Linked DNA regions of Homo sapiens: region 2 is linked to region 1. A link is an interaction called in ENCODE POLR2A ChIA-PET data of the cell type or tissue named here. Cell type or tissue: Panc1. All regions are shown on one strand. Each heading gives the region's core, and the rest is flanking DNA. Links, peaks and the distances in the headings are about the cores only. Region 1 overlaps GAPVD1 (GTPase activating protein and VPS9 domains 1). Region 2 overlaps GAPVD1 (GTPase activating protein and VPS9 domains 1).

What was found. Peaks named below come from ENCODE experiments on the same cell type or tissue, not always from the same donor. Only the 100,000 strongest peaks of a DNase experiment are listed, where the experiment ranks them.
Region 2: POLR2A ChIA-PET joins it to region 1 with 15 read pairs; 14 of 35 experiments call an interaction of 5 or more read pairs at or near these places.

What each region holds. Positions count from the first base shown.
Region 1 is chr9:125,314,322-125,321,929 of GRCh38, forward strand. It overlaps GAPVD1 (GTPase activating protein and VPS9 domains 1), which reads left to right. Exons shown (of 28, transcript NM_001282680.3): 10 at 7,112-7,241. Among named protein-coding and RNA genes, the nearest start is that of GAPVD1, 56 kb to the left of the region's middle. In Panc1, for the core only: no CTCF peak of the experiment used is centred there; no DNase peak of the experiment used is centred there.
Region 2 is chr9:125,264,990-125,272,597 of GRCh38, forward strand. It overlaps GAPVD1 (GTPase activating protein and VPS9 domains 1), which reads left to right. Exons shown (of 28, transcript NM_001282680.3): 2 at 3,947-3,995. Among named protein-coding and RNA genes, the nearest start is that of GAPVD1, 7.0 kb to the left of the region's middle. RefSeq lists an enhancer at 2,713-3,213. In Panc1, for the core only: no CTCF peak of the experiment used is centred there; no DNase peak of the experiment used is centred there; H3K27ac peaks cover 283 bases.

The sequences.
Region 1 (7,608 bases), core at 3,463-5,962:
ATTTTTAATATATTTGTAACAAAAAGCTTGGCTTAAAGGTGAATGAAAAGAAGGTCAGGCCTGGTGGCTCACACCTATAATCCCAGCACTTTGGGAGGCCGAGGTGGGTGGATCCCCCGAGGTCAGGAGTTCGAGACCAGCCTGACCAACATAGTAAAACCCCATCTTTACTAAAAATAAAAATTAGCTGGGTGTGGTGGCGCATGCCTGTAATCCCAGCTACTTGGGAGGCTGAGACAGGAGAATCGCTTGAACCCGGGACGTGGAGGTTGCAGTGAGCTGAGATCGCCCCATTGCACTCCAGCCTGGGCAACAAGAGTGAAACTCTGTCTCAAAACAAAACAAAACAAAACAAAAAACAGAAAAAAGAAACAAAAAGACAAGAAGAAGAAATCTTGACTCCCTAAAGATAGGAGTCTCTTCTCATAGAATTGTGAAATTGTGACCTCCTGAAAAAGTAGCAGCTTCTTTTTTTTTTTTTTTTGAGACGGAGTCTCACTCTGTCACCCAGGCTGGAGTGCAGTGGTGCGATCTCGGCTCACTGCGAGGTCCACCTCCCGGGTTCACGCCATTCTCCTGTCTCAGCCTCCCTAGCAGCTGGGACTACAGGCGCCCGCCACCACGCCCGGCTATTTTTTTGTATTTTTAGTAGAGACAGGGTTTCACCATGTTAGCCAGGATAGTCTCGATCTCCTGACCTCGTGATCCGCCCACCTCGGCCTCCCAAAGTGCTGGGATTACAGGTGTGAGCCATCGTGCCCTGCCAGTAGCAGCTTCTTATATTCAACAGTGATTGCTTGTTATTCAAGAAAATGGGCTAGAAAGAAGAGGCCAGTTTTAGTGATTGATAAAGTGATGGTGGTTGGTAAAGCTGTGTTTGGGACTATGACATGATACCCCATAGGGAAGAAGACCAACAATCTTCGAAACTCCATCCTCCACACACACACACAAATAAGCTGGCAAAAACTGTCAGAATCAACTTATTTGGAACTCTGGAATCTAATAAAAAACTTTTAACAACAAAGGAATGCTTAATGAAGAAAAAGACTGCTGAATTTTGTTAAGAGAGCTCTGTGATCCTACCCTGTTACCATCTTCAACCCCCAGCCCAGTGGCTGCTTTGAAGACAGCTTATATTACTGTGCAGTGTGCTGGTACTTGAGGGAGGAATGTGGACCTTATTCTGAAAGCAGCATGGTTGTGTATTTTGATCTGTCTGGTAGGTCCTGAAAGATCGTCTCAAAGGCTTGGCTTTGTTTTGCCTGCCTCTGATCTTTCCCAGGGCCGAGGCAGCTACACAGGTGGCATTTGTCAAAAGTATTGAAAAGCAGATATATTAGTTGCTTCTGCTTGCATTAAGGGATAACAGTCAGGGCAATCCGCATACAGATCCAAATGCTTATGAAGGAAGAGGCTTGGGAAGGAGACACCAGGGGGCACAAAGGCTTTGAAAAGCTCCCACGTGTTCTGGGGAATCTACCAGGTTGTACACATACCCAGGGCTGGTCATGTGCTCAGGAAAGACCCTAGAAGATCCAAGCTCTCACTGCTGGGTAACCTTCAGGCTGAACCCAAGTAGGAAGTGAAGGCTAAGGTACAGTTGCAAACTGCCTGGCTAAGTGTTGAAGTTCCCCAAAACAGAGCCAATCTTCAAAGACTTGGAAATGTTTTGTTTTGTTATTCCAGGTGTTAAATCTGCCAAATCACGTGCTCACCACTAAGCTAACAGAACAGAAACTTCAGAGGCCACACATGACAGAAAATTTAGAGAGATCATTAAATAGTCACTACAACAAGCAGCAACAACCAACTAGGGGTTAAGGGTATATAATCTGATTTCCAGAATTGCCACTTTGTAACATTTATTTGTTTATTTTTTATTTTAATTTTTTTATTATACTATAAGTTCTGGGATACATGTGCAGAACGTGCAGGTTTGTTACATAGGTATACATGTGCCATAGATCTACATTAGATATTTCTCCTAATGATATCCCTCCCCTAACCCCCTACCCCTGCGACAGGCCCCAGTGTATGATGTTCCCCTCCCTGTGTCCATGTATTCTCATTGTTCAACTCCCACTTATGAGGGAGAACATGCGGTGTTTGGTTTTCTGTTCCTGCATTAGTTTGCTGAGAATGATGGTTTCCAGCTTCATCTGTATCCCTGCAAAGGACATGAACTAATCCTTTTTTATTGCTGCAAACCACTATGGCACATGTATCCCTGCAAAGGACATGAACTAATCCTTTTTTATGGCTGCATAGTATTCCATGGTGTATATGTGCCACGTTTTCATTATCCAGTCTATTGTTGATGGGCATTTGGGTTGGTTCCAAGTCTTTGCTATTGTGAATAGTGCTTCAATAAACGTATGTGTGCATGTGTCTTTATAGTAGAATGATTTATAATCCTTTGGGTATATACACCCAGTAATGGGATTGCTGGGTCAGATGGTATTTCTGGTTCTAGATCCTTGAGGAATTGCCACACTGTCTTCCATAACAGTTGAACTAATTTACACTCCCACCAACAGTGTGAAAGTGTTCCTGTTTCTCCACATTCTCTCCAGCATCTGTTGTTTCCTGACTTTTTAATGATCACTTTATAATATTTAAAATGTCTGCTTTTCAGCAAAACTTATGAGGCATATAAAGAAACAAAAATATGGCCCTTTCACAGGAAAAAAGTTAATAGAAAATGTCCTTGATGGGCCAGGCGCAGTGGTTCATGGCCGTAATCCCAGCACTTTGGGAGGCGAAGGTGGGCTGTTCATGAGGTCAGGAGTTCGAGACCAGCCTGACCAACATGGTGAAACCCCGTCTCGACTAAAAATACAAAAATTAGCCAGGCGTGGTGGTGTGCACCTGTAATATCAGCTACTCAGGAGGCTGAGGCAGGAGAATCGCTTGAACCTGGGAGGCGGAGGTTGCAGTGAGCCAAGATTGCGCCATTGCACTCTAGCCTGGGCAATACAGCGAGACTCTGTCTCAAAAAAAAAAAAAGAAAACGTCCTTGATGGCCGGGCGGTGGCTCACGCCTGTAATCCCAGCACTCTGGGAGGCTGAGGTGGGTGGATCACCTGAAGTTGGGAGTTTGAGACCAGCCTGAGCAACATGGAGAAACCCTGTCTCTACTAAAAATACAAAATTAGCCAGGCCTGGTGGCACATGCCTGTAATCCCAGTTACTCGGGAGGCTGAGGTAGGAGAATCGCTTGAACTTGGGATGTAGAGGTTATGGTGAGCTGAGATTGTGCTGTTGTACTCCAGCCAGGGCAACAAGAGCGAAACTCTGTCTCAAAAAAAAAAAAAAAAAGAAAAGAAAGAAAAGAAAGAAAATGGCCTTGATGAAGCACAGACATTGGACTTACTCAAGACTTTAAATCAATTTTTTTTTTAATATACTTAAAGAGCTATGGAAACCACGGACAAAGAACTAAAGAAAACCAAGAGAACAAGGTCTCACCAAATAGAAGATATCAATAAAGGGGTAGAAATTACAGAAGGAACCATATAGAAATTCTGGAGTTGAAAAGTATAATAACTGGAATGAAAAATACACTAGAGGGGTTCAACAGCAGATTTGTACAGGCAGAAAAATCAGTGAACTTGAAGATGGATCAATTGAGATTATCTAGTCTCAGGAGCAGAAAGATTACAAAAGACAAAGACATTATATGTTGATAAATAGTCATTAAGAAGATACACCCAGCACTTTGGGAGGCCGCTCTCACTGCAGCCTCCGCCTCCCCTGTTCAAGTGATTCTCCTGCCTCAGCTTCCCTAGTAGCTGGGACCACAGGCATATGCCACTATGCCCAGCTAATTTTTGTATTTTTAGTAGAGACAGGGTTTCACTTTATGTTGGCCAGGTTGCTCTCAAACTCCTGACCTCAGGTGATCTGCCCACCTCAGCCTCCCAAAGTGTTGGGATTAGAGGCGTGAGCCACTGTGGCCAGCTAAAGTTTTTTTAGCACTCAGATTCTGTGGTTTTAGTTTAATCCAGAGTTTGCAGATGCTCTGATTTAGAAGCATGAAATTAGATTTTCGTATTTTATACTCCAGTGTGTATTTTGTATTTTATACTCCAGTGTGACTGACTTTGTACAGTGGCTTTCTGTATGGCGTCTCAAAATTGCTTGCCTTTGGATATGATTTGGAAAAAATATCTTCATTGTGTTATATAATCCCTTTTCTGTTAATTCACGTGAATCTCCAGACCTTGAAATGATTTTTCTCCTGATGTTTTAGTTTCACATCACTCACTATGGTGAATAGTTTAAGTTATCTAATTTAAAATATTTATGTTGGCCAGTTATGGTGGCTCATGCCTGTAATCCCAGTATTTTGGGAGGCTGAGGTGAGAGGATTGCTTGAAACCAGAAGTTCAAGACCAGCCTGGGCAACATAGTAAGACCTTGTCTCTACAAAAATAAAAAAATTTCCAGGGATGGTGGCTCACACCTGTAATCCCAGCGCTTTGGGAGGCTGAGGCAGAAGGATCCTTGGGTCCAGGACTTCAAGACCAGCCTGGGCAACTTGGCGAGACCCTGTCTTAATAATAAATAGGCCAGGCGCAGTGGCTCACACCTGTAATCCCAGAACTTTGGGAGGCCGAAGCAGGCAGATCACTTGAGGTCAGGAGTTTGAGACCAGCCTGGCCAACATGGTGAAACCCCATCTTTACTAAAAATACAAAAATTAGCCGGGTGTGGTGGCACATGCCTGTAATCCCAGCTACTTGGGAGGCTGAGACAGGAGAATCGCTTGAAACTGGGAGGTGGAGGTGGCAGTGAGTCAAGATCATGCCATTGCACTCCAGCCTAGGTGAAAGATTGAGACTCTGTCTCAAAAATATAATAATAATAATAATAATACGAAGAACTAAAATGAAAAAAATTAGCTGGGCTTGGTGGTGTGTACCTGTAGTCCCAGCTACTCAGGAGGCTAAAACAGGAGGATTGCCTGTGCCTAGGGGTTCAAGGCTGTGGTGAGCCATCATTGCACCACTGCACTCCAGCCTGGGCGACAGAATGAGTTCCATCTTAAAAAAATTTTTTTTAATAAAAATTTTATGTGTATTTAATTTTTTTTTTTGAGATGGAATCTCCCTCTGTCACCCAGGCTGGAGTGCAGTGGTGCAATCACAGCTCACTGCAACCTCCACTTCCCAGGTTCAAGTGATTCTCCAGCCTCCTGAGCAGCTGGGATTACAGGTGTGTGCCACGACGCCTGGCCTATGTCTATTAATTTCAAGCAAATAGGGAAAAAAAAACTTTTTTTTTTTTTTTTTTGAGATGCAGTCTTGCTCTGTCACCCAGGCTGGAGTGCAGTGGTGCAATCTCAGCTCATTGCAACCTCCACCTCCCGGGTTCAAGCGATTCTCCTGTCTCAGCCTCCCAAGTAGCTGGAATTACAGGCGTACACCACCACACCTGGTTGATTTTGTATTTTTAGTAGAGATGGGATTTTGCCACGTTGCCCAGGTTGAACTCCTGACCTCAGGTGATCCACCGGCCTTGACCTCCCAGAGTGCTGGGGTTACAGGCATGAGCCGCCACCGCTCCCAGCCAAAAAACCTGTATTTAAAGGCATCATGTGTAAATGTATAAAACCATTTCAAAACCTTTAATTTACTCAGAGCCAAAACAGCAACCAAGAATTTTTTTTTTCTTTCTGTTTAAAAATCATTTATCTTTTAGCTGACAAAATTGTATCTATTTATGGTATACATGTTTTGATATACATTGTGGAATGGCTGAATCAAGCTAAATAACCTGTATCGCCTCACATATTTTTCATTTTTTGTGGTAAGTTTTTTTCTTTGTAAGTGAGGGTACTATTCTTCCTTCATATTTCAGCAACAGCCAAGGGAGCCAAGGCCTCTGAGTTCAAGTCCAAGGTGTACCTAAAACATGCTATGTGACTTTCAACAAAGCACTTAATTCTTCATTAAGGTGGAGATATACACACAAAGCTGAGTTGTGAGGCTTGTAGGGAGTAGTGAGATGTAGTTATGTTATTTGGAAGTCATCTGGCAAATGGAAAGCATATAAAAAGGCCATCAGTCTAAGCTGGAGATGTCTGTGAAGTCATACTTTAGTTTCTGGTGTGGACTTTTGTGGCCCTGTATGTATGTTGTGATCAAGTGGACGTTCAGACTAGATGGATTAAATCTTGATGCCTACAAAATAACATGATTACACGTTTTCTTCTAGTTGAATTTATTTACTTTTATTTACTTTAAATTTTATTTAAATTTTGCAAATTTAGTATGTTTAAAAATTTTATTTATTGATTTTTTATTTTTATTTTTTTGAGATGGAGTCTCACTGTATCGCCCAGGCTAGAGTGCAGTGGCGCGATCTCGGCTCACTGCAAGCTCCGCCTCCCAGGTTCACGCCATTCTTCTGCCTCAGCCTCCCGAGTAGCTGGGACTACAGGCACCCACCACCAAGCCCGGCTAATTTTTTTTGTAGTTTAGTAGAGATGGGGTTTCACCATGTTAGCCAGCATGGTCTCGATCTCCTGACCTCGTGATCTGCCTGCCCTGGCCTCCCAAAGTGCTGAGATTACAGGCGTGATCCTCTGCGCCCAGCCTTGTTGATTTACTTTCTTTAAATTTTGCAAATTTAATACGTGACATGACAACTGTTTTATGTGCATCTTTTTACTTAATTCTCAACAATTACATGGCATACATACTGTTACTGTCACCATTTTATAGATGAAGAAACTGAGGCTTAGAGAATTTCAATAACTTGCCTATCCAAGGTTACATAGTTGACACATGACAGAATTAGAAGGACCAGCGTGCTGACACCAAAGACTTCTGATTTGTATAATTCTCACCACTACTCATCTGGTAGTCTGGTTGCCTGTTCTATCTGTAACACTCGTAGGGTAATGGAAAGGCATGGCTTCAGCTGCTTTAATTTATATACTTTTATTCCACAGGTATTTAAAAGCTTGACAGACCTTCTAAATAGGTTTGTAGTTAAAAATTGATAATTTAAGATTAAGGAGTTAAATATGCATTTGCTGTGGTTTGTTTCCTTATCAGTAATCTTTCCATTGATAAACCAAAATTGACATTTTATTTTTTAGGTCCTAAACATGCAGCTTTCGGATGGAGGACAAGGAGATGTCCCTGTTGATGAAAACAAACTCCATGGTAAACCTGATAAAACCTTGCGCTTTTCCCTCTGCAGTGATAATCTGGAAGGAATATCTGAAGGTGAAGGGTTACTTCATTCAAGGAGTTGTGTGGTTCAATTAATAGTTTGTTTTGTGTTTTTTAAAGGAGCTTATAAATTATAATTATACCATCTGTGCTTCTCACTGAGGAGACTAATGAAGATTTCCTCTAATGAGCCTGAACAGTTGGCTGTAAAGATTGTTTCCTGAATAAAATTAAAATTGCAAGATGCCTTTGGTCATATAAAATGGAGAAGATATGTCTTTATTCAGACTTAAATAGAATAACAGCAAGTTCTGTTTCTGCAGTATTAATATATACCAAAGCTTATAGAGCTCCTTTAGAAGGATATCATGCATGTCGAAACGGGAAAAAATGGACTTACTAGTATTTCAATATGTTGCAC
Region 2 (7,608 bases), core at 776-3,275, 52 kb before region 1:
ATTATTGGCGTGAGCCACCGCGCCTGGCCATCTTACATTTTTTAAAAGACAAAAAATTATTTCCCAGCACTATGTTGTGCTTTTGTGAGCATTTGGTTTCATATGGGGACTAATCATTCTTAGTACATGCTGCCATATAGGTTTGATTATTCATCATTTTGTATGAGGTAATAAAAGGGAAAGTCTGTAAGTGAAGTTCTTGTTTTGCTGAGGTTCTTTTACCTTTTACTGTGTGATCCTAGGTTGTTTTATTTCTCTTCATTCTTCTTCCTTCTTTCTTCTTCCTTCTTTTTTTTTGAAACAAGGTCTTGCTGCATTGCCCAGGCTGGACTTGAACTCCTGGACTTGAGTGATCCTCCTGCCTCAGCCTTACCAAGTAGCTAGGACTATAGGTCGGCACCACCACACCTGGCATTGTTTCTTTTTCTGTTCTTCTTTCTGAGAGGGAGTCTTACTTGTCTCCCAGGCTGGAGTGCAGTGGTGTAATCTTGGCTCACTGAAACCTCTGCCTCCCGGGTTCCAGCGATTCTCCTGCCTCAGTCTCCCTCCTGGGCTGGGACTACAGGCGGGTGCCACGATGGCTGGCTAATTTTTGTATTTTTTTGTAGAGACGGGGTTTCACCATATTGGCCAGGCTGGTCTTGAACTCCTGACCTCGTGATCTGCCCACCTCGGCCTCCCATAGTGCTGGGATTACAAGTGTGAGCCACCGCGCCCGGCCAAAAAAAAAATTTCATGTCTGACGATATCAAATGTTGGTGAAGATGTGGCAAAAATGGTAATTTTGAAACTACTGGCCAGGCGTGGTAGCTCATGCCTATAATTTTAGCACTTTTGGAGTTTGAGGGCCACTTGAGTCCTTGAACCCGGGAGTTCAAGACCAGCCTGGGCCTCAAAGTGAGACCCCTGTCTCTATTAAAAAAGAAAAAATTTATAAAAAAAAAAAAAAAAAGAAACTGCTACCGGTTACTGTTAGGAGGAGGAAAAAAAAACTGTTGGTTGAGTGTAAACTGGTATAGCTGCTTTTGAAGACAGTATTTGCAGCCCTTAGTAAAGTTGAAGATAGGCGTACTCTATAATTTCACGTCTATAAGGGATTATGAATGGGAGGTAGTGGCAAAGGGGATGATATCTATAATTTTTTTTTTTTTTTTGAGGTGGAGTTTTGCTCTTGTTGCCCAGGCTGGAGTGCAAATGCGCGATCTCGGCTCACTGCAATCTCCGTCTCCCGGGTTCCAGCATTTCTCCTGCCTCAGCTTCCCGAGCAGCTGGGATTATAGGCATGCACCACTATGCCCGGCTAATTTTTATTTTATTTTATTTTATTTTATTTTTTTTTTTTTAGACGGAGTCTCGCTCTGTCGCCCAGGCTGGAGTGCAGTGGCGTGATCTTGGCTCACTGCAAGCTCTGCCTCCCGAGTTCACGCCATTCTCCTGCCTCAGCCTCCCAAGTAGCTGGGACTACAGGCGCCCGCCACCATGCCCAGCTAATTTTTTGTATTTTCAGTAGAGACGGGGTTTCACCATGTTATCCAGGATGGTCTTGATCTCCTGACCTTGTGATCCACCTGCCTCGGCCTCCCAAAGTGCTGGGATTACAGGCGTGAGCCACCGCGCGCAGCCCGTTATCTATAATTTCTTTTGAGGATATCTATACTTTTTTTTTGAGACTAGACACTACTGTGACAACAGCTAATTCTGGGAGGCAGAATATACGTGCTAAATTATTATTTGTATCTTTCCCTATTTTCTGCTGTTCGTTTTGTTTTTTTCTTTTTGTTTGTTTTTTGAGACAGAGTCTTGCTCTGTGGTCCAGGCTGGAGTGCAGTGGCGCCATCTCAAGTCACTGCAACTTCCCCCTCCTGGGTTCAAGAGATTCTCCTGCCTCAGCCTCCTGAGTAACTGGTACTATGGGCACGTGCCACCACACCTGGCTAATTTTTTGTATTTTTAGTGGAGATGGGGTTTCACCATGTTGGCAAGCCTGGTCTTGAACTCCTGTGATCCGCCTGCCTCGGCCTCCCCAAAGGGCTGGGATTACAGGCATGAGCCACTGTACCCGGCAGGCTTTGTTTTTTTGTAATCCATAACTTCTAAATATTGTTTTTGCAACTCTTTGAAAAATTGTAAGCCTACAGAAGGGTTGTTCAGTAAACATTCATATACCCTTCACCTAGATTTGCTGTTAACATTTTGCCATGTTTACTTTACACATAGAAGATGCACATTTTACTTTGGGAATCCGAGACGGTCAGATTACTTGAGCCTAGGAATTTGAATTTTGAGGCAAGGTCTTGCTCTGTTGTCTAGGTTGGAGTTCAGTTGCGCTATCAGGGATCATTGCAGTCTCGACCTCCTGGGCTCAAGCTGTCCTCCCACTTCAGTCTCCTGAGTAGGTTGGGATGTGCTACCACACCCGGTTAATTAATTTTAGTTTTTTATTTTTTGAGATGGAGTTTCACTCTTGTTGCCCAGGCTGGAGTACAATGGCACAATCTCAGCTCATCGCAGTTTCTGCCTTCTGATTCTCCTGCCTCAGCCTCGCGAGTAGCTGGGATTACAGGCATGTGCCACCATGCCCAGCTAATTTTGTATTTTTAGTAGAGACGGGGTTTCACCATGTTGATCAGGCTGGTCTTGAACTCCTGACCTCAGGTGAACTGCCCGCTTCGGCCTCCCAAAGTGCTGGGATTACAGGGGTGAGCTACCATGCCTGACCAATTAAAAAAAGAATTTTTTTTTTATTGGGAAGACAGGATCTCCCTATGTTCCTCAGGCTGGTCTCAAACTCCTGGGCTCAAGCAATCCTCCCACCTTGACCTCCCAAAGCTTTGGGATTACAGGCGTGAGCCACTATGCCTAGCTGCTAGAATTTAAAATAAACTTTATTCGGCCAGGCACAGTGGCTCACACCTGTGATCCCTGCATTTTGGGAGACCGAGGCGGGTGGATCACCTGAGGTCAGGAGTTTGAGACCAGCCTGGCCGACATGATGAAATCCCATCTCTACTAAAAATACAAAAAATTAGCTGGGCGTGGTGGCTCGCGCCTGTAATCCCAGCTACTCAGGAGGCTGAGGCAGGAGAATCGCTTGAACCCAGGAGGCTGGGGTTGTAGTGAGCCGAGATCACGCCACTGCACTCCAGCTTGAGCAACAAGAACAAAACTCTGTCTCAAAAAAAAACAACAACAAACAAACAAACAACCCCCCCCCCCAAAAAAAAACCAAGAACTTTATTCTACTGGTGCTTTCTTAGCCACCGTCACAATGTTGTCACTTCTCACTTTACGCAGCTGGCTCCACTGAGGGTTTGTGAGCTGGTCTCCAGTGATGGCACATAGTTCTTATTACCTTACATGGTAACACTACCTGATCATGGCGTTCTGGAAATTGTGACAATATGTACTGATCTTTTGTTGGTGCAACTAACAATACAAAAGTTGCTGCTCTGTAAATGTATGCTTCAGTTTCATTAGTTTATTTGGAATAATTACCCCTAACATTGTTTTTTTTTTTTTTTTTTTTTCGAGACAAGGTCTTGGTCTGTCATGCAGGCTGGAGTGCAGTAACGCTATCACAGCTCACTGCAGCCTCCACCTCCCTGTCTCAAGAGATTCCCCTGCCTCAGCCTTCTGAGTAGCTGGGACCACAGGCACATGACACCATGCTTGGCTAACTTGTATTTTGTATTTTATTTTTGTTTGACCAGACGAGTTTTAAATACAAGTTTTGTAGTTTTTGTAGAGGTGCCCACACTGGTCTCAAACTCCTGAGTTCAAGTAGTTCATCTGCCTCGGCCTCCCAAAGTACTGGGATTACAGGCATGAACCACTGCGCCCAGCTACTTGTAATGTTTGTAGGTAGTTTAATAGCGAAAGTAGGTACATTCCAGTGATAAGACATTCAGTTTATTATTTTTTCCTTTTTCCTTTTTTTTTTCTTTAGGGGTAAGTGTACTGGAGAGAGTTGGTTATACATTCTAGGAATCTCAAAGGTAAAGTATGATTTAAAAATATTTTTTTAAAATAATTTTTTTAAGTTTGCCTACAGCTACAAATTTTTAAGTTTTATGTAAGTGGAATCCTTTTTTTTTGAGACATATTCTCACTCTGTCATCAGAGTGCAGTGGTGCCATCATAGCTCACTGAAGCCTCAAACTCCTGGCCTGAACAGGGCGATCCTCCTGCCTCAGCCTCCTGAGTAGCTGGGAATACAGGAGCATGCTACTTTGCCCAGCTGAGTCCTTCTTATTTGCTTTGGACAGACTAGTACTTGAAAAAATAATTTTCAAATGTTTAGTTGAGTGTTTTTTTTTCCTTCAACTTTTGGGAGGCTGTTTTTTTGTCATACATATTTCCTTCTCTGGAGTTAATTTTCTGTTAAGCAAGAAGGATTTCAGTTATGTATTTTTTACACTTGAACTACCTAAACTTGTGCTTGCATAGAATTATTTTCAACTTTAACTCCTTAAGTAATCGTTTTCAGGATATTTTAGTTTTTGTTCTTGTTTTTTTTTTGAGTTGGAGTCTCGTTCTGTCGCCCAGGCTGGAGTGCAGCCTCCCGAGTAGCTGGGATTACAGGTGCTACCATGCCCTGCTCATTTTTTATATTTTTAGTAGAGACAAGGTTTCACCATGTTGGCTAGGCTGGTCTTGAACTCGTGACCTCTGGTGATCCACCCGCTGTGCTGGGATTACAGGCATGAGCTACCATGCCTGGCTTTTTTTTTTTTTTTTTTTTTTTTGGAGGCAGAGTCTCACTCTGTTGCCCAGGCTGGAGTACAGTGGCATGATCTCTGCTTACTGCAACCTCTGCCTTCCAGGTTCAAGTGATTCTCCTGCCTCAGCCTCCCTGGTAGCTGGGATTACAGGTGGCTGCCACCATGTCCAGCTAATTTTTTTTATTTTTAGTAGAGACGGGGTTTTACCATGTTGGCCAGGCTGGTCTTGAACTCCTACTCTCAAGTGATCTGCCCGCCTTGGCCTCTGGAAGTGCTGGGATAGGTGCAAGCCACCATGCTTGGGCAGATGTTTTAATTTGTAAAGGAACTAGGACCAATAATTTTTTTTACTGTATACACATTTTAGAATAAGTTTTAGGCACCTAGCTGTTTGATTTCTGGTAACTAAGATTATAGTCAGTTAAACTTTACTGCTGGCCAGGCATGGTGGCTCATGCCTGTAATCCTAGCACTTTGGGAGGCCGAGGTGGGCGAATCACTTGAGGTCAGGAGTTTGAGTCCAGCCTGGCCAACATGGAGAAACCCCGTCTCTACTAAAAATACAAAAATTAGCTGGGTGTGGTGGCGCACACCTGTAGTCCCAGCTACTTGGGAGGCTGAGGCAGGAGAATTGCTTGAACCTGGGAGGCAGAGTTTGCAGTGAGCTGAGATTGTGCCCCTGCACTCCAGCCTGGGTGACAGAGCTAGAGTCTGTCTCAAAAAAACAAAAACAAAAGAATCTTTCCTTCTTTATGCTTACCTATATTTTCTAACTTTTCTGGATATGTTTCAATATGTATTATGATTTTGTAAAAAATTTCAGAAGGGTGGTTATTTTTTGTTTCAAAGCTGAAACCCAGTTTAAAACTCTAATACAGTGGTCAGAGGAAGTGGTGAATATCTTGATACTTCAGTTTCTAATATTTAATATATATATAAGTGAATGGTTGAGGCCGGGCGCAGTGGCTCACGCCTGTAATCCCAGCACTTTGGGAGGCTGAGGCGGGTGGATCACCTGAGGTCAGGAGTTTGAGACCAGCGTGACCAACATGGAGAAACCCCGTTTCTGGTAAAAGTACAAAATTAGCCAGGTGTAGTGGCACATGCCTGTAATCCCAGCTACTCAGGAGGCTGAGGCAGGAGAATCGCTTGAACCTGGGAGTGGGAGGCAGAGGTTGCGATGAGCCGAGATCGTGCCATTGCACTCCAGCCTGGGCAACAAGAGCGAAACTCCATCTCAAAAAATAAAAAAGAATGGTTGAGTGAAGGACTTAACAGACTACATAGGGGTTTCTATAAATTTTTTTTTTTGAGTTTGAAGATGAACCAGATACCTGATAAATGCTTGTGTCTGAAAGAAAAGTATAAAAGTATAATTTAATTCTAATACTCTTTGTGTGTGTGTGTGGCCAAAATTATGTTTTTGTATACCTTTTTTTGTAAGCCATTTAAAAAATACAGGCTTTAAACATACTCTTGGAAGTGTATAAACAGATACTGTGTCTGCTTGTTAATCTAAGATGTCTGTCCGAAAAGGTGCTTGCTTGGTCTTGCTCCCTTATAATGCCGGTACACCCACGCTGGAGACTAGTAGAAAGCATGTTGTCAGACGTGTTTAGTTCTTTTTTTTTTCCTTACCAACTTATGTGTTGTTATTTATTTTCTGTGAATCTTTGGAAGGATTAAACCCACGTGGTTTTTCTATCAGAAAAAAGACAAAACAAAATTAGTCAAGGCATATTAGTCTTTTTCCTTTTTCCTAGGATCAGAGTGTAGTAATATCCTGCCAATCTTAATTTTAACAAATACTTATATTTTTCGGACTTAGATTAACTTATTTTTTTATTTTTTATTTTTTGAGACAGACTCTTGCTCTCTTGCCCAGGCTGGAGTCCAGTGACCTGATCTTGGCTCACTGCAACCTCTGCCTCCCGGGTTCAAGCGATTCTCCTGCCTCAGCCTCCCGAGTAGCTGGGATTACAGGCACCCACCACCACACCTGGCTAATTTTTGTATTTTTAGTAGAGACGTTGTTTCACCGTGTTAGCCGTGCTAGTCTTGAACTCCTGACCTCAAGTGATCCACCTGCCTCGAGTGCTGGGCTTACCCACCGCACCTGGCCCTCCTTTCACTTTCTAATGCAGAATTCTAATCTATCCCTTTGTTTTACTTGTGTTATTTATATTTACTTACTTCCATTATCTTGGCTACTTTACAAAAATGCATTAGGTCTAAAAGTTATAACATTTAAGGCTGAATTGCCAAATGTTTAAAAATATAGATTTCTGTACCAGAAAAACTTTGGAAAAACTACATTAATTCTTTTTTTTTGAGATGGAGTTTCACTCTGTCTCCCAGGCTGAAGTGCAGTGGCATGATCTCGGCTCACTTCAACCTCTGCTGCCTGAGTTCAAGCGATTCTCCTGCCTCAGCCACCTGAGTAGCTGGGATTACAGGCGCCTGCCACCCTGCCTGGCTAATTTCTGTATTTTTAATAGAGAAGGGGTTTCACCATCTTGGCCAGGCTGGTCTTGAACTCCTGACCTCGTGATCCACCCGCCTCGGCCTCCCAAAGTGCTGGGATTACAGGCGTGAACCTCCGCGCCCAGCCAAAAATACATTAATTCTTTATGCAGAGATGATTTCATCTTTACTAACTCCTTTGGAACCCGAGGAATCTAACTTTGATTCCTCTAAAACAAAGTCCTTTTAATATCTAACTATTGCAGGTTGTGATAGGCCAACTTGGATTCTGACAAAGTAACTTCTTATTAAGGCCTCTCTATGAATAAGTTTCTGTTCCTTAGTTTGAAAACATTACCATGATAATAGTAATGGTAATAGCTGACATTTATTGGATTCGTTCTCTTTTTCTTAGGCATTATGC